Regions from separate parts of the Mus musculus genome. Here regions 1, 2, 3, 5, 6 and 7 are each linked to region 4. A link is a loop called in an ENCODE intact Hi-C map of the cell type or tissue named here. Cell type or tissue: left cerebral cortex. All regions are shown on one strand.

Evidence for each region. Peaks named below come from ENCODE experiments on the same cell type or tissue, not always from the same donor. Only the 100,000 strongest peaks of a DNase experiment are listed, where the experiment ranks them.
Region 1: a loop joins it to region 4, with 7 times the contacts of the local background. A loop is called at or near these places in 3 of 42 quality-filtered maps.
Region 2: a loop joins it to region 4, with 2.0 times the contacts of the local background. A loop is called at or near these places in 3 of 42 quality-filtered maps.
Region 3: a loop joins it to region 4, with 2.0 times the contacts of the local background. A loop is called at or near these places in 2 of 42 quality-filtered maps.
Region 5: a loop joins it to region 4, with 2.0 times the contacts of the local background. A loop is called at or near these places in 2 of 42 quality-filtered maps.
Region 6: it touches region 4 in a loop (7-fold over the local background); 6 of 42 quality-filtered maps call a loop at or near these places.
Region 7: a loop joins it to region 4, with 2.4 times the contacts of the local background. A loop is called at or near these places in 13 of 42 quality-filtered maps.

Annotation. Positions count from the first base shown.
Region 1 is chr8:120,379,790-120,383,789 of GRCm38, forward strand. It overlaps a transcript of Gse1 not described here. Among named protein-coding and RNA genes, the nearest start is that of Gm39264, 37 kb to the left of the region's middle. In left cerebral cortex, no CTCF peak of the experiment used is centred here; DNase peaks (open chromatin) are centred at 2,038, 2,944 and 3,248; H3K27ac peaks cover 2,090 bases.
Region 2 is chr8:120,362,801-120,366,800 of GRCm38, forward strand. It overlaps a transcript of Gse1 not described here. Among named protein-coding and RNA genes, the nearest start is that of Gm39264, 20 kb to the left of the region's middle. In left cerebral cortex, CTCF peaks have their summits at 859 (motif pointing left) and 1,790 (motif pointing right); a DNase peak (open chromatin) is centred at 1,817; H3K27ac peaks cover 660 bases.
Region 3 is chr8:120,287,908-120,291,907 of GRCm38, forward strand. It overlaps a transcript of Gse1 not described here. Among named protein-coding and RNA genes, the nearest start is that of Gm32968, 38 kb to the right of the region's middle. In left cerebral cortex, a CTCF peak has its summit at 726 (motif pointing right); DNase peaks (open chromatin) are centred at 399, 747, 2,013, 2,951 and 1 more place; H3K27ac peaks cover 2,330 bases.
Region 4 is chr8:120,486,820-120,490,819 of GRCm38, forward strand. Gm51556 (a long non-coding RNA gene) reads right to left here and starts at 3,634. Exons shown (of 2, transcript XR_003947480.1): 1 at 2,330-3,634; 2 at 458-2,083. It also overlaps a transcript of Gse1 not described here. In left cerebral cortex, a CTCF peak has its summit at 2,442; DNase peaks (open chromatin) are centred at 352, 1,087, 1,943, 2,606 and 2 more places; H3K4me3 peaks cover 4,000 bases; H3K27ac peaks cover 3,687 bases.
Region 5 is chr8:120,299,182-120,303,181 of GRCm38, forward strand. It overlaps a transcript of Gse1 not described here. Among named protein-coding and RNA genes, the nearest start is that of Gm32968, 26 kb to the right of the region's middle. In left cerebral cortex, a CTCF peak has its summit at 1,853 (motif pointing right); DNase peaks (open chromatin) are centred at 1,511, 1,848 and 3,949; H3K27ac peaks cover 1,194 bases.
Region 6 is chr8:120,435,583-120,439,582 of GRCm38, forward strand. It overlaps a transcript of Gse1 not described here. Among named protein-coding and RNA genes, the nearest start is that of Gm51556, 53 kb to the right of the region's middle. In left cerebral cortex, no CTCF peak of the experiment used is centred here; DNase peaks (open chromatin) are centred at 1,766, 2,182, 2,582, 3,464 and 1 more place; H3K27ac peaks cover 2,481 bases.
Region 7 is chr8:120,415,188-120,419,187 of GRCm38, forward strand. It overlaps a transcript of Gse1 not described here. Among named protein-coding and RNA genes, the nearest start is that of Gm39264, 72 kb to the left of the region's middle. In left cerebral cortex, CTCF peaks have their summits at 651, 1,560 and 2,072 (motif pointing right); DNase peaks (open chromatin) are centred at 438, 1,816 and 1,873; H3K27ac peaks cover 1,847 bases.

The sequences.
Region 1 (4,000 bases), 110 kb before region 4:
CCAGTGACCCAGATCCCACCCCCACCCCCGTAACGCATGTCAAGAGCTGGACCTGCTGACCCTCCTACAATCCCTTCGTTTCTACACCAAGATGGGCAGAGACAGAATCACTCAGAAGCTGGCTAGCCCCGAGAACACTGCACAGGGCCAGAAATGAGAGATCTGCTTTAACAAGGCAGAAGGCAAGAACTGACTCCCCAAAATTGTTCGCTGATCTCTGTATGTATACTATGGCATGTGTATGCGTGTGTGCACATACACACACACACACACACTTCTAATATTGAAGTGTTGTTGTCTGATGTCATTTATTTGATGACTTGAAACAGGGTCCCACGTAGCCCAGGCTAACTTCATACTCACGACAAAGCTGTGCATGGCAGTGAGCTGCAGATCCTCCTGCCTCCGCCCCGAGTGCTAGCATCACAGGTGTGCACTGCCACACTGGCTTATGTGGTGCTAAGTTATCTGAGATTTTAGGGGTTCACAGGGTGTCCTGTGTTTTAGCAGCAGTCCTATGCAGTACCTTACCTGCCGTGGTAGAAATGGGAAAGTGGAGGCTCTGGGTCGATACCTCAGCCAGGGTATTGTGGAAGCAACTGGAACCAGGTGGGCAGCTTGAGTGGTTCCTAGGGACTGTGGCAACTCTACAAGCTGGCGTCTGAGCTACACGGCCAGGGCTCCCTCAGCTCGCCCCACTTGGAGCAGAGTGACGTCTCTGTCTCCATCGCTGCTGTCTGGAGTTCAGAGAATAGTGGCTGCTACAGCCTGTGCCCCGTGTCTTACATTCTAACTGGGAGGAACAGAGGAGAGGTTGGGGACCTGTCTGTGAGATAGGTTGCCTGCCCCCTTGGAACCCTGCTTACAGTTACATCTGATGGCATTGCAGCTCCATCTATACAGCACCTTAGCACACAGTAAGCACTGTTCAAATGCCCCTCCCTTATATATCCCCATCTACAAGTGCCCCAGGGGCACCTGAAGGGCTTGCCTGTTGCCCTCATTTTCACAAAGAGCCATCTCTTCCTGACTGATGAAAATCTAGAACCTTCTGGAACATTTCACGGTTCTGTGTGATTGCTCACAGACGGAAGGAGTCCGTATCTACAAGGCAGTGGCCAGCTCTGGAGCAGTGAACAAGTCCAGCATCCTTGTCTCTTCCCTCTGCTTCCAATCTGAGGGCCCAGTCTGGGACCCTGGCACTGTGCTTAGCTCTGACTTCAAGCACACAGCCCCTCTGACTGCCGGAGGGCAGCAGGGGCTTGGATGGTATTTGGTGGCTTCTGGATGGATGAGGGTTATGTCTGCATACAGCAGAGCGCGCCCCTCTGGGAACCGCCTGTCATGTCTGGTCAACCTGAGAGCCCGGGGTGGCTCTGGACAACAACGGATGGGAGCAGGGTGGTTTCTGCTGGACTGCGAACGGGCCGGGCAGCTTGCAGACACACCTTCAAGGGCAGGCCCAGCTGTGGGCTGAGGGGGGAAGGGGTAGGATCCATGGGGGGGGGGGGCAGCACAGCAGGAGAGGAGGGAGCACAGGGGCCTGAGGAGTTAAATGTTAGTAAGTAGCCCTGTGCTGGTGAAGTAGGCCAAGGCCATTAGTGTTCATTAAAGTTTAATACCTGTCGGGGCTGCCTAGCCGGGTGGCCACTGCTCTAATTTGATGGGTGTAGAGGGAGAATTCACGAATAATCTCGGAGGCTGGGGGATGGCTGCTACTGTGCGAACAGAAAAAGGACCAGAGGAGCAATACTTCAAAGCCAGTGCTTTGCTGCTCAGTCCCTGGGGGACAGAGGTGCGGTGGCTGCCCTCCAGACTCTCCCTTTGTCCTTAAAGTTCTAGGCCCTGCTAGAGAAAAAAACAAACCAAAAAAAAAAAAAAAAAAAAACCAAAAAAACCAAAAAAACCAACTTACAGATATTTTATTGATACATGAGTGTTTTGCTTGAATGTTTATACGTGTATCACATCGTGACCGATCCCCAGGCACAGATGGTTGTGAGACACCGTGTAGATGCTGAGAACTAAGCTTGGTTTGACTCTCTGAAAAGCATCCAGTCCTCTTAATGGCTGAGCCCTCTCTCCAGCCCCTCCATCTTGTTCTTTGTAAGCCACAGTGACCTGGAAGGAATTCACCAGCCCTGATTGGATGTTCACTGTCCCCCAGAGCACGTCCTGCAGCAGGACATGCCTATCTCATGGCCACTGCTTTGAAAAAGCCAGCCTCGGGCACTAAGCACACATCTGTGACAGCCAGGCTGGCCCTGAAGGAGGTGGCTTCAGCAGGGAATTAAGCCAGCAGGGGGGACGTTCCTGATATTGTCCATAGACAGAGCTGGGCACCTGGGTCACAAGCAGGAGAGAGCAGAGCAGGCAGGCTTAGGATGTAGGCTTAGCTATAAACCTCTGAGAGAGATGGAAGTGGACAGTTAGGACTCGTTCATGCCCACAGAATCTAGGCTGCAGAGCTGTAGGGCATCAGTTACAATAGGGAGTGCCACAGGGGAGAGTCAAGGCAAGCTGGGGTCTCCGCCCCACTCCCACCCCATGACTGGTCTGCAGTCTGGGCTCACTCACAGAGAAAGATCCTCCTATTGCACAGGTGGGCAGACTGAGGGGGCTCTAAGGGTGAAGCAGCAATGAAAAGGGGCCTTAGAGTCTAGAGGCCTAGCCAGGATGGCCCCGGGCTGGCATGTGTCCTGGCTGGAGACACTGCCCCATGGCCAGTGCCCAGCTCCCCCCCCCCTTGGCTCGGCGGCTGGGCACGATGCCCAGCCTTGCGGCAGGACTCCGGGGCTCCCTTCTCGCCAGGGCTCCTGAGAAAATCCTTCTGGTCTTTGACTCATTCTTAATAAAGGTTCTTCCATCTGCCAGCTCTGTCCTCCCCTGCCCACGCTCTCCAGGGGCCTGCCCAGAACAGCTCCTGTCACCACCACCCCCTGCCACCTCCTCCCCAGCCTCGGCCCCTTTCCCAGCCTGGCCTGGAGCAGAGCCCAGAGCCCGCCCAGAATAGATCAGCCGTTGGAGAAAGAAGTGATGTCTTGGGAAGGCCTGGCCAGCTAAGTCCCCCCAACCCGATCTGAAGACTTGGCGGCCCTGTCCCCTGGCTATATGCCTGCGGTTTCAAAATGCCCCCTCCCCACCCCAGCTTCCCAGTTCTAGCATGTTCCAGTCAGATACAAATAGAGCTTTGCTGAGTCTCAAGTCAGGCTGCCCGCTCCTGGCCTCAGCCTGTCCTCACTCCCAGCTTGCGGTCCATCTGTGTTGGGAACCCACTGTGCCCTGTGAGGAGGAGGTGAGAAGCAGACTCAGAGCCTCCTCTAAGCAGCTCCACAGGGAATGGGGAGCCAGCCAGTGAGCGGGGAGCCTCATTTTAAGAGCTGAGTGCAAGCCCGAGTGAACCAACACCCGGCTGGGTCTCTAGACCCCCTCTCTCCCTGCCACTGTGGTGCCAACACTCTCTGGTCTAGATAAACACCTAACCCTCTCCGTCAGCGACTGGTGTCTTCCAGAGCCCTTTGCAGCTGCTGGGACCATGGGGACGGTCCAGGCCCATAGGCTTCCTCATCCCTGGAGCCTGAATGTGATATGCTGGATTCAGGACACCGAGGTCACTGCCAGCTCCACAGTCAAGCTGGGCATCCAGGCACTGCTCAGACAGAGTGCTGCTTCTGGGGACTTGAGTCTACCATGGGCAAGGGTGGAATCAGGAGAGCCTCACCTGGGCGCTATAACTTCCGGCTGCCAAGATCTCAGCTCCTTCTGTACATGAGCCAGGGTGCCCTCCCCACAGAGCTCGCAAGGTCAGAGGCTGAGAAGGAGCAGAGACAGAGACAGAGGCACACAAAGATGCAGAGGTGGTTGCGGAGAGAGGAAAGGGCAGAGGGCCTTTGAGTTCCTGGGGCGGGGCAGGGTCTGAAGCAGCTGGGCTTGCTCTCAACGGGTGGGAGGAAAAGGGCAAAGAGGCTCAAGGAGGGGAGAGGTAGGTCAGGCGACCTGT
Region 2 (4,000 bases), 120 kb before region 4:
GCTTGCGGGCCACCCAGCCTAGCTCAGTGAGTGAGTCCCTGTCTTCAAAAACAGGATAACGACTGAAGACATCTGACATCAGAGTCTGACCTACACAGACGTGTGTACCTGCCCCTCCCTGAGTCTCCACACAAGCACGTAAACACACACAAAGACTATGCTCGGAGCCACTGAAGTGACTTTTGTGGGCCCTGTGGGTGAAGAGTCATGGGGCCCTAGGGAGACAATGTTATAACTAGCCTGGCCCACCCTCCTGAAGGCCACATATGTGTGACACTTTCCCTGTGTCCTCGGGGGCTTATTCCGTTCAGCTTTTAGTAGTTGCTCACGGGGTTGTAGCCTCTCTCTTCAGCTTCATTCCCATCTGGAAATGTTGTTCCTTCCAATTTGTGGGTCTCTTACCTCCGTGTGTGTGTGTGTGTGTGTGTGTGTGTGTGTGTCTGTGTGTGTCTGTGTGATGCTGGCTGGCCTAGGCGGGCGGGGTGGGGTGTGGGGGACTCGCAAGCTTTCACTGGGTGAATGGGAGCTGGGGTCTGTGCGGCAGTGGATGGAGGAAATTAGAGCCCAGGTATGTGCATCCAAGTGGCTTCTTATCCAACTCTAGAGCCTTCCTTCTCTCCTCAGGGCATGGTCCAGTCAGCACATGTTTTGTACAGGAGCTCTGAGGGTTGAGTGAATTTATTTCAAACACCTGGTGAGGGAGCTATAAGAAGAGCTGCAGAGATGGCCAAGTGTTGAAGGGCACTGGCTGCTCTTCTTGCAAAGGGCCAGGGTTCAAATCCCAGCACCCACATTTAGATAGTGTCCAGCCTCAAGTCACTCCAGCCCAGGGAACCTGGCGCCCTCTCCTGGCTTTCAGAGGGACTGCACAAAGGTGGTGCACTTCCACACAGGCAAAACACTCTCGCCTAAGAAATAAAAACAAACAAATCTTACAAGCAAAACAAAACCAGAAGAAGCAATGCCTTTAGGAAACAGAGGACCCAGCCTTGGTCATGGCTCGGCCAAGGGCACTCAAGGTCACAGCTGAGCTTGTGCCCTGGAGGATGTTCCTGGGAGCAAACACTTGTGTGAGTCTGGGAACGGCCTTCTTCCCGTCACACCGGTTTCCTGTGGTTGCTGTCACATGTCACCTGGAACTTAGTGGCTCCAAACGTGCCTCTTCCTTTTAGGTTAGAGGTCAGAGCTCTCGGCTGGGTTCCAGGCTAAGGCCTCACAGGCTGCTTCCTCCTTAGTGTGTAAGATCTGCCTCGCGCTTGCCCCAGCTTCTGAAAGCCTCAGCTGTCCTTGGCCTGTGGCCCCTTCCTCGTGTTTCTCCTTTCTCTCCCATTGTACCCCTCCCCAGCTGGAATAACCCTGAGACCCCAACACACCCAACTGGCTTATCTAACCTCTCCTTCTGCCTAGGGTTTAATGTCCCAGCTACAGCCACAAGAGGTCCACTTTGCCCTGTGAGGTGGCTCTTTGTTCACAGCTGCAGGAGGAGGTGGTGTCTCATAGAGCCTGCTGGTTGGCGGTCCGTTCCAGTCAGCCTGACTGGGCTGACTATGTCTTTGGTACGGGGTCCCTAGTGTCAGTGAAAGGGGCGGAGTGGACAGGAAGTGTGTCTCTATTCAGGCAGTTGCAGGACAGTGGGGTCACTCCAGAACTCAGGGGTGTGGTGGGCCAGCCTTGTAAGCTGCTGAGTAAGGACAGCCTGCATTTGGACCCCCAAATTCCCCTCTCTTTGCTGAGCAGGTCAGGGGTCAGGATGGTTTCCTGCCCCTCCCGGACAGAAGCTGTGGATGTAGTTTGTCACTGGCCCAGAAGGGGGCGCAACCCAGCAGAGCCAGAAACAGAAGCCTGGAGTGGGTGGGGTTAGCCCCAGGAACCAGGTTCTGCCCCTTCCCCTCCCCTGGGTACCTTGGAGACAGCAGGCAGATCACCCTGGTCCCCACCTCCAAATGCATCCAGAACATAGATCTGCCTAGAACTTTCCCCTGGAACCCCCAAACACTGCCAAAGCTGAGGGCACCTGGAGTGCTCTCTTTCCCCCAAATGCATCAAGATGGACACCAAGAAGAGCAAGCCACAGGGGAAGCACCATGTGACTGGGGACTTTAGAGAGAAGGGAATTCAGAATGGAGACCCTACCAGCTGAATAGGGCAGAGAAGAAGTTCTCTGGGGAGAGACCCGAGACCCTTGACTCAGAAATGCTGGAGCCTCCTGTCCCTCCTCCCTCCCAGTGGCCTGTGTCCCTTGCATCTACAACCCCCACCCCCAAGCAAAGAGCACTGACTAGGCTCTGAAACCCACAGCCCACCTCAGCCTCTGAGAGCCCACCACTTGCCTGGCCTTCTGTGCCGTGGAGCCTCCTCTTGTGGAGCCTCTTCTCCTTTCTCGTCTGAGCCTCCTCCTCCTCCTCCCTGTGTCCCACGCATACGCACATCCTTTCCCAGCACCCCAGCCTTGACTGTGTCTCTTTGACCTTTGACCTTTGTGTTGACCCCCCTTGTGGTGCCAAATTCCTACAGGAATGAGGGCTGTCAGGGTGACCCCTCTGTGTCTTAGGGCATAGCCTTCCTCCTCTGTGCACAAAATGTCTTGGTCAGCTGAGCCTGCCAGGAGAACACGAGGCAGAGAAATCAGGACTATAGGGAAATAGCTGTCACCTCCGAGGGCCTGGTCCCCACAGAAGCCATAGTGGCAGTGCCAGGCAGGACGCTGGGGAGCAGGAGGAAGCCTGCCTTGCCTTGCTGGGCTGAAGCTTGTACGCAGCTCCGAGTGTGGACCTAGCTCATAAAGGAGCTTAGTAGGGTTGAGAGAGGTGGATGGAGAGGCAGAGAGAAGGGAGCCTCTCACCGGTGGGTCCTTCCGCCCCTCCCATAAGTGAGTCCACTATTGTCCCCACAGGCAGCCAGACCAGGCTGGGCCAGTCACTTCTCATTGACCAGAGGAGCCCACGAGTGAGTGGGCCCAGAGTGAGCCCCAGGGAAAGCCTGCACCAGCTTAGAGGAAGGAGTGTGGGTCTTGGGACTGGTGCCCAGACATCAAGGCTTGTAGACGGATGTGGGGGTGACAGAGGGCTGAGCCCTGACTCAGGGTGGCAGTGTCTTAGCTCAAGGACACTGAGATGCATTTGGGGTATAAGTGTTGGCCCAAGAGGCAGTACTTTGGGGTCCCAGATCCAGCCTAGCTGACTGAACGGTGTGGTGGGATATTGAGCCAACCCCTCCTACAGCTTGTCCCAAGGCACGAGCCTCCACACCCTGTGCACTGTGGAACAGAGGCTGACCCGGAGCTGACCCCGGCACCAAGCCTGCCCTCGGGCTCATCTGTGTGCTCCCAGCTCTGAGGCCACTGAGTCCTACATTCCCAGAGCATACCTAGCCTGGGACAGCCTAGGTGAAGAGCCAGTGCTGACCCATTTCCAGGCCACCCTCTGGTCAGGAAGCAAGAAGTAAAAGGCAGGGATGGGAGCGGCGGTCAAGAGTGGAGCCGTGTGGGCCTGGGCTACAGAGCCCCCAGAGGGTCAGAGGCATGCTCAGGGCCCAGGTGTCCCATGCAGGTGACTCTGAGGTTCTAGTCCTCCCAGTCCCATGTCAGATACAAGTGACATCTGACATTTCCTTTAGCACAGGCAGCATCATCAGTGAAGGCTGCATGGAACCCAGGCTAGGGGCCAGTCCTAGGTGTGACCTTCTTTTCCCTGGTAAGACGTACAGTTTACAGATAATGAAGGGGACACACGATGTCTTACAGGGCTGTCTGAGGTAGTAAGGGACTAGTCCCTGAGAGTAGTCAGGAGGATTGGGTCTCACTGGGGCGGGGTGGCAGCAATGGCAGAGACACCAGTAGCAATGTTTGGGGACTCCAGGGGAAAGTTCTATGTTCTTATAGGACATACATGTGGGCACTGGAACCTGGGCAAAGCTTGTGATACTGGCTGTTCCTTTGTGCAACTGCCCTCTGCCTGCTTTGTCCTTTGCCCTGGCCTCCTGCCTGGGCTAACCTGGTCTC
Region 3 (4,000 bases), 200 kb before region 4:
GTGGCCATGGGGGTCATTCTGCAGAGCTGTGTCCCAGCCACAGCCCTCCTCTTCCCAAGTGACAGACATAACAGGAGCAGTGGAAGCCATGAGGCCCAGAGTCCCTGCACGCTGTGCACCTCTAACTCTGTGCTGAGCCTCTCTGAGCCTCAGTCGATGTCGCCTATGACTATGACGTGGGCTCCCAGGCCACTTCCTTTGCAGGGCCTTGGTAGAGCAGATGCTGCACAGAGTAGGGATAGGTGACACCCCAGCCTCGGTCCCCAGATGCTCCTTGCTAAGGTGAGGAGGCTCCAGGCAGAGGCCTGCTTCCGCCAGCAGGCTGTACTAAGCACCGGGGATGCCGTGGCGGTCGAGCGTATGGTGAGCATATGCTTCAGGAACATGCTGCCCGCGGAGGCACACGCCCGCCCACCATAGAGCGGAGCGGGCCCGTGGAGCCTGCCTGATCTGTATGCTCCTCTGTTCTTCCTAGAGTCACTCTATCCCCATTTGGGAACTACTGGGGCCTCAGGGTGACAGGATATGCCCAGCTGCCCACTAGATGGCTCTGTCCCCTGGGGGCCTGGCAGAATTTCAGCACTCAGTGGATTCTGGGACTTGGGATGGAGTCTTGGGGGTCGGGGGTCAGGGCTGCCGCCGCCTCTGCTGTCTGCAGTACCTACTGTGTGCTTCATTTCATGCAGTGGGGACAACAGAGGCTGGGAGCTTAAGTCAAGAATGGCCTGGTGTGCATTTGCCACCAGAGGGCGTCCAGGCTGTGAGAACCCTGCAAGGGTTCCTGCTGATAACAGAGCTCCAGAGCCCTGAGGGGGAAGGAGCAGGCAGGGAGGGTGCTCCTTGCTGAAGGCTCTGCTGAGCACAGGCCTAAAGTGAGCGGAGGCCAGCTGGCCCCGGCTCTGTCAATCAAGGAGGATGTAGGCAGCCAGAGTGCAGGATAAGGTTGCAGTGAAGGCTAGATCCAGGGTAAGCACGGGCCAGTTTTCCATGGTGGGTGGGGCATGGAGGATGAGGAGACGGAGGTGGCTTGTGGGTGCTTCTGTACCATCACCCTTACACTACCTACAACAAGCCAGGCCTTAGCTCACCCGCTAACCACCCCGCTACAGGCTACATCTTCCATGGGGTTCAAGAAGTCATGTTAATTGGCTTGGGTCGCAGGGAGCAAGATGGGTGCCCATTGAGGCTCTCCCCTCCTACCTCTGAGGACTCACCTTTCTCTTCTCGGAAGTTTGTCTGGGCTGCCTGCCCCAACACCACTGTAGGCCGGGATCCCTGAAGATGTGGCTCTTTTAGCTGCTCAGGCTTGGCCCTTCACATACATAGTGGGTCCTTAGTGTATTCTGTGTCCTCAGAATGGCGGCCACGTAGGAAACGAGAACCCAGGCCCTCAGAGTTGGAGTTGTGAATCGTGTGTTTCAAGGTCACAGTTCTGAATTGTCACCAGCCAGGGAAGCCGTGCCTTGAGATCACCTCGTTCTTGCATCATCCCCAGCCTGTTTGTTCTGGTTCTAAGTCAGCCATAGAACAGATGACAGGAGAAATTGCTACTCAGGCAGCAGGGCAGGTGGGTGGGTCAGATGCTGTGTGGTCAGAGAATCTGGGGGTGAGAGCCTGGTTGGGGACCATTGGTCTAGCCAGGGGGACGGCCTGATGGGTGGTTCTGGTGGTGGGACAGGCTGAACGGGGGAACTGGCCTGGAGGGGGTGGGAGATGAGCCTGGCTGGGCCCTGGGCCTGGCCCTAGAGCCAGTTACATTCAGGGCACACACTGTGACCTTGTCACACATAATGGCTGCCAAGACCAAGGGAAGGGACCATCCAGTCACAGCTGGAGGTAGCGGGGCATCTGGCTTGCTCTGCTCATCAGACTGTTTGCCATGAGCTGAGTCCCGTGTCCCCTGTTAACCCCAGGCTGAGTGAAGGGAGGGTAGGAGCAGCAGCCCCTGCAGCAGCTCTCCAGGGCCCCGCTGCCTTAGATCCAACACCGAGCAGATGGGCAGGGAGAGCGGGAGAGGCTGCAACAGTTGGTGGCTGCCAGCTCCCAGCGCAGCGGGAGTGAGAAGCCAGCCGGGATGGAGGGAGTGGCAGAAGCCCAGGCTCCTGTCAGCACCTCCCAAGGGCCTCTCAGCCCTTCCAGAGACCTGAGAGCCAAAGGCCTGAAGGTCTAGCACAGTGTACACTGGTGGGCGGAGCCCCACTGACCCGAGGACAATCCTCCTAGCCTTGGTCTCCTCTGGGGCTGGCATGATACCAACATTGCTTTTCCATCTTGTGTGACCTCAGGCTAGTCTCTGAGCTTATCTGTTCCCCTCCCCCCACCCAAAAGTTAGAAAGAAAAAAAAAAAGGCACCACCACCCTCCTTGCAAACACTCTGGGACTGCAGGGGCTTATCCTGGTGAAAGCTCTCAAAGGTAGAGGGTGTCACAGGTAAAAAATGATGTAGGCTCCTCCTGGAAGGGAGATCTGTCACCTCTAGGGGACTAGAACAACTGGCTTCAAGGAGAGAAACAGCCCACAGCTGGTTCCACCTCTGCATAGCCTAAGGCTCTGCATCTTCCATAGTGCCTACAAGCAGCCTGGAACCTGCAGGGATGCTGTGCACCTGGAGGAGCTCGCCAGCCCAACCGCACCTCTGTGTGCTCACCTGTGTGCTCAGCCCCGGCCTCTGTCCACCACTCACCCTCCTCTGGCCTCAGGGCAGGCTCACACCAGTCGATAAAGGTTTTCTTTTCAAGAGATTCCGGTCAGCAGAGGCCTCCAGCCACTGTGTGGCCGTGAGGGTTTATTTAAAATCTTTAGGAGTATTTGCAGTGCTAGGAGCAGAAGCCAAGGTGTCGCCCGCTGTGCTAGGCAAGCATCGCTCTGCTTAAATGACACGCGATGGCAAACCTCAGCTCTGAGTTGTACCGCTGAGTTTCAAGTGCCCCTTTATCCACGGGTGGCTGGCAGTGGTGGTGGCAACGGCTGCTGCCTTGGATAGTGCTGATCTAGAACAGTCTGCTGTTAACGGGCGTACTACTAGCTGGCTCCGCTCTTGGGCATGTAGGTCTTTGGTCTGGTGTGGGCAGGACAGGGGGAAGTCAGCGATGCAAGGCAGGTAGTTTCTATGTTAGTTTTAGAGTTTGAAAAGAGTGTTCTGGAACAGTCAGTGTTGGGAGCTTATTTGTGTTTTTTGTTTTTTGTTTGTTGTTTTGGTTTTTTTGTTTTTGTTTTTAAATCCAGGTCTCAGACACAGCACATGATGTGACTGGTTTTGTATGCATTTATAAGTTGGTTAGTATACTGACTGCTTTTGTGTGTCAACTTGACACAAGCTGGGTTATCACAGAGAAAGGAGCCTCCCTTGAGGAAATGCCTCCATTAGATCCAGCTGTAAGGCATTTTCTCAATTAGTGATCAAGGGGGGAGAGCCCCTTGTGGGTGGTACCATCCCTGGCCTGGTGGTCCTGGGTTCTATAAGAGAGCAAGGTGAGCAAGCCAGGAGAAGCAAGCCAGTAAAGAACATCCCTCCATGGCCTCTGCATCAGCTCCTGCTTCCTGACCTGCTTGAGTTCCAGTCCTGACTTTATTTGGTGATAAACAGCAGTGTGGAAAGTGTAAGCTGAATAAACCCTTTCCTCTCCAACTTGCTTCTTGGTCATGATGCAGGAATTGAAACCCTGACCAAGACAGTTAGTAAGCCTTAAAAGATGAACAAAATGGCGTCCCGGGCAAGCATCTTGTAGACTGTCTTCATCAATACAGAAGAAGAGACTGGAGTCAGGTCCTGTCCCTAAAGCGTCAGGAGCTGTCCTCTCCAGCCCCAGCTGGGCAGGGTAGCCATGGGTGCCCGGGGAACCGTGGGCCCTCCTCTCCTCCTGCGCCTCCTTTGCTTGGTTACAGAACAGATGGAGTGAGGGCCTTGGCTGAGGAGCTGGGCGCAATGTACATGGCGCAGCAGGGAGGCCTGGCCAGGAGCGAGGACTGCCTCAGCCACTTTAGGGAAGGGCAGAGAGAC
Region 4 (4,000 bases):
GCCAGGGCAGCAACCCTAGCCAGGCGCGACAATGGCTCCTACTGTGCGTACCTGCGGACTAGGACCTGAGGATCTGGGGTCAAAAGGTGACCATTAGTGTCACAGAGTCACACAACCCCAGGTAGTCGCGCCACGGCGGTAGGGAGAGCTTCCATAAAAGGCCTTGAAAAACAAATGGTCGCATCTTGATACTTGCTTTGCCGCGTGCGTTTAGTAGTAGGGGCTGGTGTGTGGGTAAATGGACGCTGTCTCTTTAAAATCGCTGGGCTGGACAATGAGCGCACAGGATGTGGTTTGGCGGCAGGGTTTTTTCCCCTTCGATTTGGGGAATTATCACTTGGGGCCTTCTTGAGCTGGTGTGAACGCGCGGCGGCTGGGGAGGGGAGATACAGGCGCCACACTAACGCTCAGTGCAGTCGGTCGTTTGCTTAAACCAAATTAGCCGGGCTCTCGTTACTATGGTGCAGCCGGGGCTTGCAGAGTCCCAGTAATAGCATTTATTAGGTCTGTTTGCCTGGAAGCATGCCTTCCCGGATCTGATAATGCCCGGGTGCAGGAGAGTGTGGGAGATGGTATCAAGCATTTGATTACACTTGCAACAGGGATTTTTTAAGGGGTAGGGCGTGGGGGGAGGAAAGGAAAGAGAGAGGCCAACCGCCGGCCTTAGCTCTCCCGGGCGCGGTCTCCGCAGCCCGCTGCGGGCTGCACAAAGGGCGGCCCCGGCCTCCCCGGGGCACGGTCGCGGGGGGGAGGTCGTGCTCCGGGCTCCCGCAGCTGTCAGACGTGGGTGGGGAGGAGCGAGGGCGGGCCGACGGCCAGAGCGCGGAGTTGGGCAGCCAGAGGGGGCCCCGGCGGCGCCCGCAGTCGCCCACTGTTTGCAAACGGCCGGCTCCCGGGCCGAGGGGAGCACCCTGCAGTCGGAAGTGGGAGCATCCGCCTGGAGCCCTGGGCAGCGGGTCTGATCCGTAAGGCTCTGAGGCCGCGCACGGGCAGGTCGCAAGTGGAACTCTCGTCACCGCGGCGCGCAGCCGGGAGCTCCAGGAGGACGCGGCGCAGACGGAAGGAGCCGCCCGCCGCTGCGCCCCTTCCCTTTCGCTTTCATTAGGGGAGACAAATCTGCTGTCAGGCAGCCAGCTTTCCAATTTACCGATAATGATTCTTGCATGAAAATTGATCGAGGGGCTCTCCACCGCCGCGCGCTCTCGCCTCCCGCTCTCCTGCTCCTGCCGGCTGCGCCCCCGCGAGTTCCTCCTCCTCCTCCTCTCCCTCCTCCCCACCCCCTCCGTCTGAGTCAGTGGTGGGACGCCGGGCGGGGAGATAACCAAAAAGGGGGGGGTGCTGGTGGTGAGGGGGGGAGGGGAGCCTGCCCTCACCAGCGTCCCTAGCCCAAGACTTGTTTGTCGCCGCTGCCTCTCCCATTGACGAGGCGAAATCTGCCCCCTCGGTACTTCTTGGCTGTTTGGGTATTAATTTTCTCCACCCCCCAGCACCCCTGCCGAGCGCCCCCCTCCTCCTCTCCGCACCCCGCCCCTCCTCACCCAGTAGCTAAGGGGAAACGAAAACAAAGCCGATTTCTCCTTGGCAACCAGATGCCCCCTCCCGCCGCCCCCCTTCCTTTTCCCTTCTGGTTCTGAACGTGAAACCCTGTTGGAAACAGGTCTCTTGACCCTCGCCCTTGACATTCAAATGGCTGAATGGAGGCGAGATTGCTGTTCGCACGTCTTAGGGGGTGCTTTTTTTTCTCTCCCTTTTCCTCTCTCTCTCCTGTCTCTTTTTCTTTCCAATGAGTAATCCCTAAAGACCTTAACCCCCCAATTTCATCACCCTCACCGCCCCCCTTTATTTTTCTCTCTCCTCTTCTGCTCTCCCGCCCTCTTCCCTCCGCCAGCTCCCCCTCCTTTTTTTTTTTTTTTTTTTAATTTGCATCTCAAGTCCAAAAGGCAGAAAATACACACGCGGCGAAGACGCCGGGCCGCCGTGGAGGCTCCAGCCCTTCCTTGGTCAATTACCTCACTGTGGATCTGCTCCGGCCGAGGTGGCCGAACCTGCCCGGGCGCTGGACGGAAAGGCAGCCTTTGATCATCTCGGAGAAGGAAAAGGAAAAAACACAAACTGGTTTCTACCCACGGTGCTCCGGGGATCGCTCTTCTGCTTTTATTTTATTGTTTTGGACATTTTTGAGCGCCGTGGCTTGGACGCTGGTTTTGTTTCATTGCTGGGCTTGATTTTTTTTTTTTTTTCCCCTCATTTCCTTCTTCGTCCCTCTCTGGCCACTATGGAATTCTAACCTGAGCCATGTTCGGACTGAAGCCGCCTCTCTATTACTTACCAGGTAAGCGAGTCGTGCGCCAGGTCCTCGGGTCCCAAGACCAGGGCGCGTAGGGGCGCACAGGGGCGCGCTGCTCGGCTGCCCGCTCAGTGCGCGCTGCCGCGTGGGGCGCCCGGCCCGGTGCGCGTCTCGCTCCTTTTGTCTGCGCGGAGCCGGCGGCGCTGCGCCCCGGGCGGGATCGCGCGGGTGTGAAGTTACTTTCCCGCGGGCGGCGACCTGGGGGCCCCGGCCCCGCCGCCCCCTCCCGATTCCCTGGAAGGTTTTGTTGTGCGAGGCCGGGAGGGGCCGTGGCCGCAGTGCGCGCGGCTTCCTGTTTCCTGCGCCTCGGTGCGCGCTGACAGCCGCTGCCATGCAACTTTCAGTTTCGGGGGCCACCGCGGGAGAGATGGGGAGCCCCGCCACCCTTAAGATGCTTGCGCGCGGGCGCGAGGGAAGCTAGAGAGCCCGGAGCGAGCAGGCAGGCGTGGGAACCCGGCCCTCCTGGTGGCTTCCCCCTCGGGTACCCCCTCGGGTCCGACTGCACGTGACCGCAGGTCGAGAGGGCTGAGCTGCGTGTGGCCGCTTCTTCTAAGAATGCTGGGTTTTTTTAATCTTCTTTTTTTTTTCTCTAAGCCCTGGCACACAGTTTCTATTGAAGTTGAGGCGTCTGTGGGGTGCAGAAATGTTGGGGTGCTGAAGGAGCAGAGGGGCGGCCTTCGTGCATGACATGGTCTGCTCTTTTCTGCAGATGATTTGGGAATAGTTTTGCTAGGAAACGTAGGAAACGTGCACGTGGCTGGGTGTTGGGTTAACATTGCCTCCCCCCGTCCCCACTTGTGTGTTGTGTGGATCCTGTGGCTCTTGCCAGATCTCCACCAACCTGGAGTCCAGAGAAGGAGATGTGGGCCAAGAACCTGCCTGGGCAGGACTCAGCTACAGGGAGCTGGCCCTAGTCGTCCTGACCTAGGGCACACGTTGTAACTGAGTTAATGTAGCAGAGATGAAAGGTCGCAAGGAAAAGCGGGTGGAGGAGGCAGTTCCGACTGCAGGACGGCTGTAGGTGGCTCTGGGCGTTCCTTTGCGGATGCTTCTATGTCCAGCCCTACCTGGTGGCAAGCCTGTTCTGTTCCTGGGGTGTCCAGTCCTTGCTGTTGTTTATATTGAGACAGGGTCTCACGATTTAGCTCTGGCTGGCCTGGAACACGTAGATTCCCCTGCCTCAGCCTCACCTCCACCAAAGTGCCGGATGAAAGGTGTGTGTGCCACAGGGTCTGGCCCCAGGCTGTTTTTATTGGAAGATTTTCTCCACGCACCTCCCTCTCTTCCAGGGCCTGAAATAGCAATTGTCAAACCTCTAGCTGGGCTCTCCCCTTCCTCCGTGTTCAGTTCATTTCGGTACTTCCTTCCATTTGGTCTAGCTAAAATTAGAGCCCGGAATCCCCAGCTTCCAGCAGGGTTATCTCTGCAGGAGGGCAGGTGCCCTCTGCAGCTCTGCCGGCTCCCCATGGGAAGGTGTGTGTGGTAGCCTCTTCACAGAAGTGTGCAGACTGATTCTGCCAGTGCTTCCTGTTAGCCTTGACAAGGAGAGCAAAGATAGGTACTTTCTTTTTGTATTCCCAAGCGCCTCTCTGGGGCCTTGGAGCTAGCTGGTGGTATGAGAGGAACCTCTGTAGTTAAGTACTGGGCGGCTCA
Region 5 (4,000 bases), 190 kb before region 4:
GGTCTTGTAATGGCTTGTTCCAGTCAGGAGGAGTCACCAGGAATCACTCACTGAAGGCCAGGGGGAGGCATCTCTAGAACCCAGTGTCCCTGCCCCTTAGTGAGAGAACAGACATGGGAAGAGGGAGCACCAGATGGAGCACCAGGCCATTGGATGTTAGCCTGGACCTCGGCCCACGATGCCAGTCTGCTGAGTGGTCTGCGCTGGCAGATTCGGACTCTGGGAACGGGAGGGTCACAGCCCTTTCCGAGACAGTGGGAGGGGATGCCAGTGTCCATTCACAGAGGGTGCATAAGAAGGTGTCTATGCACTCACTGGGTGCTCACCTGGCTATGAGGAGACTTGTGTGGGTGCACCCCAAAGCATGATGGGAGAGATTGAAGCTTGATACACCCACAAGCCATAGGATGACCATGGGCATGAAGTGCAGCTGAGCAGGAGCAGGGGAAACTAAGAGGTGCAGAGTTTCTTCCTAGGGCTGTGAGAACGTTCTAGAATAGACAGAGGTAGTGGTTATGGGACTGACCGTGTACTCTGTATCTCTAGACTGACCAGCATGACCCGGGGTGTGTTTCACCACACCATGGAAAGAGTTGACGATGGGCGGGGCTGGGGAATGGGTCAGTTAGGAAAGTGCTCCCTTAAATATGAGAACCAGAGTTGGATTCCCAGCACCCACGTGGTGACTCACAACAGTCTCTTAACAGGTCCAGGGGATCTGTCACCCTCTTCTGGCCTCTGTGGGCCCTGTACACACATGGTTCACAGACATACATGCAGGCAAACCATACACATAAGTTAATAAACCAAGTTAATATATACCTGTATATATAATATATTATATATGTATATAATATATGATATACATGTATAATTCATAATATACTTTATATTATATAATATATATTTTATATATCATGTTATATATAACATATAGTATATATCATATATCATATATTATATATATGTACAGTAGTAGCATGCATCTAACTTTGGGGGTGTGGAGGCAGGAGCCTGGTGCTCACTGGCAAGCTAGCTTAGCTGTATCAGTGAACCTCTGGGTCAGTGAGAGACCCTGTCTCAAAACGCCAGATGGCAAAGTGATTGAGGAGGACACCTGACAATGACTCCTGGCTTCTCCATGCATGTGTACCTGTGTCTTACATCAGCGTGAACATGAACAGAGACAGGAGAGGAGGGAAGCATGCTGGCTTGCTCAGTGTGCTCCAGTAGAGGTTGCTGCAAGTCCTCCCTCTAAGATCTGGTGCAGCTTGCTCTGCAACTCAGGGCTCTAATAGCCACACTTGGCTCCGTAGGAGGGACCCTCTCAGTAGCGTGATGCGTGCCAGGTGTGTCATCCCTGATGTCTAGCATCCCTCACGGACGAGCCTCAGTCATGCTAACAGGTGCCTGCTGTCCTCTCACAGAGAATGGGGCTGATTCAAGGAGACCGCTGTTGTAATCTTCCCAGCTCCGGCTCCTCCTCTGCTCTGTGGGTGGTGGAAGGACTCTGTGGCCTCCCGCCAGCAGCCTTCAGGCACACAGCGTCCTACCATAGCTTCCTGCAGCCTGTGCCCCTGCAGGGCAGCTGTCGACTGGAGCAGTCACAGCTCTACTGTTGGCAGCCGAGTATGCTGTAGGAGACCGAAGGCAGTAGCAGGAGCTGAGGCTCCGTGCAAAGGAGGGTTCAGGTCTCACCGCCAGGGTGCTCAGTGGAGGCCTAAGGTCAAATCCCAGAAGTCTGTCATTGGTGTTGGACGCCTGGGGGGGCTGAACAGCAGTTCTTAAAGATCCAGCCTCAAGCCCAAAGCCCTGACCCAGGTACAAGCTGGGCAAGGTTGAAACAGGTGCCACGCCCCATGCTTCCAGCAGATGGCGCTCTCACCCTGGGAAGGGCGCTTGCCTGGGGAGGTCAGGGTGGAGAGAGCTGCTGGTTGTGCCCCCTTTATTCTTTCATGGCAGGTTTGGTGACTTGTGGCAGAGCCTGAGAGTGTTGTTCTTATGTACTTGGGCCTTGGGATTCCATCCTACCCATGACATCCTTGGGTGCCAATCATGTTAACACAGTGGGTTCTGGGTGTACAGCCAAGCCATGGAGAAAGGGGGGGGGGGGTTCCTAGTGGGTTCCTTGGTGAGCTTGCCATTTCTAAGTTGTAGATGGGTAAACCAGAGAGGTACATTCACTTGCCTGAGGCTACACAGCTGAGATTACAACCCTAGCTTGCTGGGCAACTGGAGGACCTTGCAACTCCTGGGTTTTGCTGGGAGCTGGCTCTATGCTGTTTGAACACTCTGAGGAGAGTTCCATGTCTAATCTCCAGGGCTGGCACCACTGAAGTGGGGGAAATGGAGACACAGGGACTTTGGTATTGTGCCCTGGGATTGTCAATGATACTATACAGTAGACAGGAAACTAGGCTCAAACCAGGCCAGGTCAAAGTCATGATCCCATTTTATACATGTGACTTAGGTAATTTGTGCCCTTGGCCTGGCTGAAGTGTGGTATTTGAAGCCCTGTCACCAAGTGTTTGTTTTTTGTTTGTGGGTTTGGTTTTGGTTTGAGACAGGGTTTCTCTGTAGCCCTGGCTATCCTGGAACTCTAGACCAGGCTGGTCTTGAACTCAGAGATCTACCTGCCTCTTCCTCCCAAGTGCTGGGATTAAAGGTGTGAGCCACCATTGCCCAGCTTCTTTGTGGGTTTCTGTACTTACTTTGATTAGTGTTGAGGAAAAAAACATTGGATTTAATACTGCAGGGTTTTGTTTTGTTTTGTTTTGTTTTTTTAAAGCCATTTGAGCTGGATGTAGAGCTGGACGAGGCAGAAGCAGGTGGGTCTCTGGTTATATAACAAGTCACAGGACAGTCAGAACTACATGGAGAATTTACTTATCTCAAAATAAAAGAAAATATAAGTAAAATAAAATTACCTGTGACTAGAGTGAGCCCCCTGTAAGCAGGAATTCAAAGCAGCTTAGTATTTTTGAACCCAAATTTTCGGGAGTATTTTTAAAATATACTTAATTGTTTGTATGCCTGTGCGTCTCAAGGTGTTCATGTGGGGGTGGTCAAAGGTCATCGTGGGGGCTGGTTCTCTCCCACCATGTGGCCCTGGAGGATTAAACTCAGGTTTTCAGGCTTGGCAGGAACTACCTTTATTTACTGACCCATCTAGTTGGCTCTGGTATGGCTCTGTGTGTGTGTGTGTGTGTGTGTGTGTGTGTGTGTTTGTGTGTGTTTAATGCAAGCATGGGTTGGAGGGATGGCTCAATGGTTAAGATCACTTGTTGCTCTTGCAGAGGACCTGAGTTCGATTCCCAGGTGGCTCACAAACCACCTATAACTCCCGTTCCAGGGGGATCTGCTGGCTTCTGCTGACCTCCTTGGGTACCAGGCACACACGCAGTGCACAGACATACACTCAGGCAGAACATCCCTACGCAGAAAATTGATTAAGTCTAAAAGTAACTAAGTCAGGTACAAACTCAGCTTCCAGGTAGCCAGTGGGGCTGCTGCGACCCCAGCTCGGCTGTACCCTGAGGTGATGACTTGGGGAAGGTGGGAATCAAGGCCACGGGAGAGCCTGCAGCTCACCTGAAGCAGACCTGTGGCCCCACACCTCAGTTTCCTCTTGACCTTGGGTTGTATGTCCCTTGTCTATGCCACCGGGCTATGCTCATCAGATCAGAAACACACAGGCAGTGTGCTGATTGGTGAGGCGGGGGTGGGGGTGGGTGGGGGTGGGGACATGACCTTTGTGGATTTGTTTGCTTGCTTGCTTTTGTTTTTGTTTTGTTTTTCTTTGTCTATATTATGTGTGCATCTGTGTGAATGTATGCCACATATATACAGGAACTGCAAAGGCCAGAAGAGTGTCAGGTCCCCTGGAAATGGAGTTACAGGCAGCTGGGATCCACCCAGTGTGGGTTCTGCGACAAAACGTGGGCCCTCTGGAAAAGCAGCCAGCACTTGTAACCACACAGCCCACAGCCGTCTTCTCCAG
Region 6 (4,000 bases), 51 kb before region 4:
GATGGGCAGCCTTGGTCTCTGGCTGGGCACGAGGCAGGGGTTAGGGGTTAGGGTTTTTTTTGGTTTTGTTTTGTTTTGTTTTTTCAGTTTTACTGAGATCTAGTTCATATACTGTGAAGTCTCTCCTCCATTCCTTGGCAACAGGGCTGTAGCTCAGGCTGGCCTGGACCTGCCAATCCCCCTGCCTTGATCTCAGCCATGCTTGCATTGCTGATAGCGTCGTCACACCCAGCCTTCAGCATCGTGTTTGCCGGTCTCACCACGGCAGCATGTCTAACAGCTTTGTCCCTGTTTATGGCTCAGTAATACTCCACTGCGTGTAGCAGCACGCTTGTCTCTAGTTCTCAATCACTGTCTCTGGGGCGTAGGGTGGACACAGGTTTTCAGTTCTCTAAGCACTGAGGTTTTTAACTTGCTCACTTCCTGATAGAAGAGTTCCTGCTGACCCCGGGGAACACCGAGTATAGCGACAAGCTGGCTGCAGAAGTCCCATCGACACCACACACTGGACATTACCCAAGTCATACCCAAGTCATCACAAGGGCCATCCGCCTGCGTCTTTTAAAAACCCTGAGTTCCCACATCCCACCCAGGCACGCAGGCTCATGTAGCCCAGGCTGGCCCTGGGCTCGCTATGGTTGCTGAGGTGATCTTGATTTCCCAATCCTCCTGCCTCCACCTCATGATTGCTGGACTTACAGGATTATGCCCCCACGCTCATTCTGTGTGGTGAAGGGGAGTGAAGCCAGAGCTTCATGTAAACGTGGGTCAGTCAGGCAACCACTACAAAACTCCATTGTCTCTGACCTGCTCCACGGCTACTGCCCCTCCCTAAAGAGGAACATTCTCCTCTCCGTCCTGGAGACCCAGTAGGACCCGCCACCGCTGCCGCCTCCCTGGCTACCCACAGTAGATGACACAGCACAGTAGCAGTCCTCTGCTCTGTGTCCAATTACTCTCCCTGGGGACCTGAGGACCAATCTGCTGAGGTGACACTCCCACAGCAGGTGCAGTGGGGGAGGGGGGCGCCAAGGCCCCAAGGGAGAGCGGGACTGGGTGGGATGGGTGAGTCTGCCAGGCAGCTGGAGAGTCCCCCAGTCGGATTTTTCTGCTAGACACCCATTGGGAACGCCCCTCTTCCACCACCATTTTCAGCTTAAAGCCAAGAGCTCTCTCCACCTGCCCCTATAGTCCTGAAATAACCATCAGGTCAGCAGCTGGACTCCATGCTGAGCCAGCACTTGAGGGTGGGGGTGGGGGTGTGTGCAGGCAGAAACCACAGCCCAAGGTCCCCTCCCTGGATGACACTGCCAGAGTCCCTGCTCAGGTTTCAGTTTTAGTTTGTAACCTTCCCTGTTTCCCCGCTAAGCTGACTGCCTCAGATCTCAGCATCTGATTCATCTCTCAGGTCTGCTGGGTCCAGCTGCTCCTGACATTGGCTCTTCTTGAAACAGCCAGACCTCTCTCCTTTTTCCCATGGTTCCATTCAGAGGCAGCTGAAGAGAGCCAGACTTCCCAGGTCCAAATTCAGGCTCTGCACGGGCTCAGCCAGTGTGGCAGGTTTTCTTAGTCTGTAATATGCAGGCCAGAGTGCCCCCCTTCTTTTTGGATCTTTCACCAAGGATAAACCATGTATGAGCTACAGTTGGCTGCAGTGGAAAGAGGGAGTCTTGTGTCTCACAGAGAGGAAGAGGCAGAGGGGTAGGATGTGCCAGGAGGGTTTTGAGGGGTGTGTGGGAGTTTCTTGGATGCAGGCAGAAGAAAGTCAATCCGGTTCAAAGGGACCTTGTCAAGAACTGAAGTCAGTGGATTCTCCCCTGTGCTGAGGGACCATAGATGTTGCAAGAATCACAGAAAAGGCACAACAGGACACACCCACACACCCACTGGGTGCATGATTTGTGGCAGACTGAGACTGTGTTGTCCCCAAGGCAACACAGCTGGAAATAACACAGTTGGGATATGCTGTGGCCCTCTTCCCCTATGTCCCCATCCTTAGCTCTCTGTAGAGCATATCTGTGGGCCACTCTGGTCCTTGTCCCTACTTGGACTGGCGTCTCAAAACCCGGCCCTGGTGGGGCCATAACTGTCCAGCCTTGAGGTCCTAGGCAGGAAGGCTGTGGCTGCTCAGCCCGCCTCTCCGTTCCCAGCACAGATGGTTACGAAAGGCCTTTGTAAATGTTTCATGTTGGCTGCTGCTCCTACCCTGCTAGAGGATTGCCAGAACCTGCTAGAACCTGCCAGAGCACAGTGTCTGTGCCTGTGCCCAGCTCTGTCAGGTGAGAGAGAATATACGCACGACACGGTCTCTGCTCAGCCCCCGCTAGGATCCAGGATCAGCCCCATGCGGCTCCTGTGGCCTGGCACACTCCCCCTGCCTCCGCCCTGGGGCACACAGGCCACTGTCCCTACCTAGGAGCCTGGCACGGCTCCAGCTCCAGTTCCCTCCCACCTGGCAGGTCTTGGGGGATCCAGTGTCTCCGAGGCAGTGGGATGAGACCTGGGGCTGCCTGACTGCACACCTGAGAAGTCACTGGCAAAAGTGTCCCCTTAATTAACCGAGAGAGCAGCCAGTCCCCGAGTAATCTACCAGCAGGAGTCGGTGGCGGCTGCACTGTAAGTAAGGGTGCTATTGTGTGTGAATAATTCAGACCTCAGGGACGGGCCTCTGCTCCTGCCCTCCTGCCCGCAGCCTGCAGTTGCCTGGTGCCTCCCACGGCGCTCCGTAGCCTGTGCACCCAGGCGGCATGTGGGAGGGATACTGGACCCTAGCTATACCAACTTTCAAATGGGCAAACAGTCCTTAGAGAGATAGGACCTCCCTGGGGCTGCAGGGGACCCTTGGGCTCTTCTTCTGCATTGGGTGAAGCAGATCTGGATCCTGTGGGAGGAAGAGTGGCCACGAGCTGCGTAAGAAAGGCCGCTGGTGATGACCCGCTCAGCCAACTTATGGGTCATCACCGAGTGTCACCTGCCACAGTCCCCCGGCCTCAGACCTTGCTGAACCCAAAGTTCCTGTTTCTGCTTCTAATCTAGATATGAGTTAGCAGAGAGTTGAGGCAGGAGGATGGCTGGCCATACGTTTCAGGGCAGTCTGGGTTGATTATAGAGTGAATGGGAGGCCAACATGTCTGCACACCTGTCACTCACAGACAGAACCTGGCACCCTGGTAACAGAGACCACCGCTGTCTGTGTGCCACAACTGTTAAATATGACTGCTCACTTGGCACATGTTCATTTCCACGGATGGGGAAACAGAGGCACGAGCGGCTGAATAACCATGCTGAGCCACACAACTGAGTCAGGCCGGGAAGTTGGCTTCTCTGGCTCAGGGCCTCATGGCCCTACCCTGCTGCCCGGGTGGCCCTTTCCTGATTTCTTCTTCATCCCACAGAAGAGTTATGAGTGTGGGAACATGTGTGTATTTTAAGTATGTGTGTGTATGTGTGGGTGTGAGAGAGACAGAGAATTGTAGGGGGGGCATGAGAGGTGTGTGTGTGTGTGTGTGTGTGTGTGTGTGTGTGTGTGCATACAATAGACCAGAGGCCGTGATTTGGAGAGCGGGTGCACCCGGCCCCTTCCTTTCTTCACAATCCTGGGGATGGGGTATCTGCTGGCCCAAGCAGACCTTCAGGGAAGGGGCTCAAACTCCAGGGAAAACCGCCTTGGGGGAGGGGGACTAGTGCAGAGATGGAAAAGGCAGTCTCACCAGTCCGCCATCCCTTGAGGGTGGCATCAGGGTTCCCAGGAGCGAGGCGACCCAATTACAAGAGCAATTAAGGGTACGCTGACGCACAGCCAGCAGCCGCGGTGCCCACCTCGAGAGTGACAAGCCAGCCCGGCGGGCTGTGCGCGTTTTAATCCAGGGAAGGCTCCAGTGTTAATGGTGCGAGCAGGGCTCATTAGCTGTAATCCATCTGTCCTTAATGCGGTGGTGCAGGCACAGCCTGCGGGAGGCAGGCAGCCCTTGCAGGAGCTGCTGGCTGCAGGCAGGCAGGG
Region 7 (4,000 bases), 72 kb before region 4:
AGGGTTCAAATCTCAGCTCCGTTTATTTGACCTTGACCCAGGTCTCCTCAGACTTCAGTTTTCCCACCTGGAAAGGGCAGCTGTAAGGACATCTTGAGAGGACAAGAACTAGGGATGAGGTGGGGGGGGGGGGTCCTTAGTACCTGAGTCCCTGTCACCTGTCACCACATCAGCCCTGAGCATGGTGCATCTTACCCGGAGCTAGAAAGGTGACCCAGACTTGGGGAGCTACACCCGGGATTGCACAGGGTTCTGAGCTGGGACTGAATTAAAATCTTGTTGTCCCCGTCCCGGTCTGTCAGTCTGTCATCGTCCCACCATGTTCCTCTCCCCCCCCCCCCCCCGCCCCCCGCCCTCCAGTGTCTGAAGCACATGGAGGGACAGAGAAGAAAACTAAACTGGGATTCAGGCTCCCACACGCCTCCATAGGCACAGCCTTCAAGCCATATGGTTCATGCTCAGTGACGGACGACCCAGAGAGCTCAAGGGATCTGTTCAGGTTGCATAGCTTCTCTCTGCCAGCCACCATGCTCCTGTGGTGGGTCAGAGTCACAGCATGGACACCTTGGAGCCTGCTGAGGCATGACTAACAGACGTCATGGCCGAGAGCAAAGATGCGGTGAACAACAGTGAGCAGAGTCAGGCAGCCTAGTGGCTGCCCAGAGATGGCCCCTAGACTGGAGTGTCTGACTTTGCTGCCTGCGGGATCCCCTTAACTTCCAGCTCCACTGCTTTTTTGGGGAAGCCCTTAATCCTGGTTGAGTATCTCTGCTCCTCCTGTGAGATGAAGACGTGGGCTGCCCCTCTTGTGGGACTCAACTGGCCTTCTGGATCTTTGTAGACTAGGTGCTTTCAAGGTGACGTTAAAGTAACTCTCAGTTATGCGGTGTGAGCATTCCAAAGGCAGCTACAGCTGCAAAGGGGACGGGAAGGGGCGTTTATTGAGCATCTACTGTGTACCCAGACACACTACAGCACCATATAGGGAACATGTCACCCAGAGAGACAAAGCGAGGAGTCCAGGAGGGTGATACCCACTAGCATCAACTTCTAGTACTTTCTAGGAGATTCGGACCCAGGTCTATGGTCATTTCCTCTCCCTCCTGGCAGGGCTGTGGAGGGACTTCCGGGTAGTGCTGGCGACCAGCCTGGGCAGTCCACCCCATGCCCTGAAGCCTGGGCAGGAGCCCAGGGCGCCTCGAGGGAGGGAGGCAGGCAGGCAGCAGCTGCTGCCCGCAGGTGAGCCCTGGCCTCTCCCTGGGCCTCCTGGAAGAGCCTAATGAAGTGCAGCTGTGAACTCCGGTTTTGGGTCAGGAAGGTAATATCTCATCTCTCCACACAGCAATCGAGTGGAGATCCGGAGCCTTCTGCCTCCCCGTCCCCAACCCTTGGCAAGCCGGAGAGCTGCTCAGGGGCTGTCAATATTGACTCTGCGGAAGGCAGGTGGCGGGGCGTGCGCGCTAGCCAGGCAAGAATCAGAGCCCGAGCTACCCCCAGGGGCCCAAGAGGTGGGAGCAGGGAGCAGCTGGTCGGGTGCCTCTGGAGGACCCTGGCTGTTTTTCCTCTCGTTTTAATTGCTCTTGGTGACTCTAACGGCAGCCGATTTCACCTAGCGGCAGCATACTGGCTCTGGCCCCCGCCGCGCACCACATCTGAGCCATTCAGAGGCGCCAGGCAGCTGTTCCCGGCCTAACCGCCTTTTCCGGATGGTTCCTGGCCTGGAAGGGCCCGGGTAAACAAAGCCAGGGGCGGCTGGGAAACTAAGGGCCTCCCTGGGACCGTGGCCAGCTGCTGCCCAGGCCCAGGAGGCGTGAGGGCTGAGCAGAGCCCTGGCTTCTACAGTAGGCAGTGGTCACCACCCTGCCACACCAAGCCAGTTTTCCTACAGCCCACAGGCAGGCGGTGAGCGCTTGCCAAGTAGGATAGATTGGATTTGAGCACGCAGCGGCAAGCCCCGCCCCCTCTTGTGTGATCAAGGCGCAGGAGCCTGTTAGGCCTGTATTCTGCTCAGTTGAGATGTATTTAATGAATATCCATGGGCTTTGAGGAAGTGGCCAGGGCTGGCAATGCTCTAGGGGGCAGCATGCCTAGCTGTCAGAATAGCTGCTGTGTGATCTTGGAGGGCTAGCTTGCCACTTCTGAGCCTGGTGGCCTCTAGGAAATGTGAGAGGTGGCTTTTAAGAGCCGCCCTGATACTTTGTTATTGTTAGGGAAGGCAACTACGTTTCCCCCACGGGGAATGAGACACAAATAATGATGAGGCCTCCAGCCCTGCTGATGCGGCTCACCAGGGCTCCCAGGGTGGCCCCGGGGAGGCAGAGCTCAGCCTCAGCCCCAAGACCTTCCCTTCCAGCACAGTGAGGCCCTTGTTTATTTCATGATCCGCTCTCATGTAGATGTCTTACCGTGTTTTTAAAAGCCAGGTGTGGTGACACACACCTGTAATCCTGGTACTCAGGAGGTGGAGGCGAGGGGATCAGAGGTCAGGGGTCACTCTCGGTAACAGCAAGAATTACATAGAATTAAATAGAGCCTGGGCTCCTGAGGTTTCAAACAAAACAAAACAAAACAAAACAAAACAAAACTAGGTTTATTGGGAGCTAAGGGTGCAGGCTCAGGGATTGAGCCTCTGCCAGAGATGAGACTCTGAGTCCATTGTCCTCATGGAAAAAGACAGCACGATTATCAAGGTCTAACCTGCAGGCAAGGGCACGTGAGTACTATTGAAGCCACATTGGGGAAAAAGATCCCCACCACAGTCACAATGCACATCTGCCCGCCCGGAGCATCTTGTTCTGTCCCTTTGGGACCCCAGGTCTGCTGTGGTCCCTGGGGTGTGTCTGGATGGGAGCATAAAGTGTGAAACCCTGCAGCCCTGTCTCTCCCTCTTTGAGGACTCGTGTCGCGTTGGTTCCGAGGCTAGGCTGCTCTTGGTGGCTGCCCAAGCTTCCTCCTGCTCCCTCTGTGTCCCTACCTGACTCCCGAATCTGTGTCAGGTCCCACCATGGCCAAAGAGATGTCTTTGTCCCAGTCAGCCAATGGTGGCCAGCAGAGATAATCAAAAGGATGGGTGTGTGGAAATAGTGTGCCACTCTGGCCTGGCAAAGCCCTGCAGTGATAGGCAGTGTGTGAGAGTTGAGCGTTCCTCCCTCCCCGACATGCCTGTTCCATGGCCCTGCCAATCTCTGTTACTTGTTTACTCGGCTCAAGCCTTGGTATGCAGGCAGTTGGCTCTGATCCAGTCTGTGGCCCCTGACCCCCCACCCCCATCCCTCAACCCCGCTCCCCACCCCCACTCACCATGCTTACCTTCTGGCCTGGAGCCCCCGTGTTTGACAGTTCAGAAATCACCTGGGAACAGACTAAAACCTGCTGGTGCCCAGGCCACATCCAGGAACACTGGCTGGATCTGGTACCGTGACCAAGCCACTGGAGCTTCTCAGGCCCCCGCTGGAACTCTTAGCTTGAGGAGCCCCAGGTTTTTCTGGAAGCTCGGATGGGTCTTTGTGTTCTGTTGTAGGAAGCCTCTTGCCATGGCTTCCACAGCTCAAGGTGAAGATGTTCCCGGTTGAAAGCCTTTGGCTGTCCCTTCCTGTAGGCCCTGAACACCCTGAGCTGGGGCTCTGGTTCGGACATCACCCGAGGTGTCCGTCCATGCCCGCAGCACTGTGGTGGTTTTAGTCTGTTTGTTTTGTGAGCAAGTATTTGTCAAGTGAGTCTGTCTCTTCTGCGTAGATTGCTCGGAGTGAGTTTGGTGCTGGGTGAGTGGAGACCCCTGTAGAGGGGCTGAGGTGCTCTTGTAGGAACTTCCTGCCCTTGGGGTTAATAGTCACTCCCAGCAGATCCATGCTCAGCCAATCAGCTGATACACCTAACGCAGGACAGGAAAGGGACCCAATGGGACCCATGCGGATGAGACAGGCTTTCTTGGCCTAAGACTCCACATGGAAGGGGGCTGCCAGCCATAAAGCCATCCTTTCTTGTCCCCCTATGGGAAGAA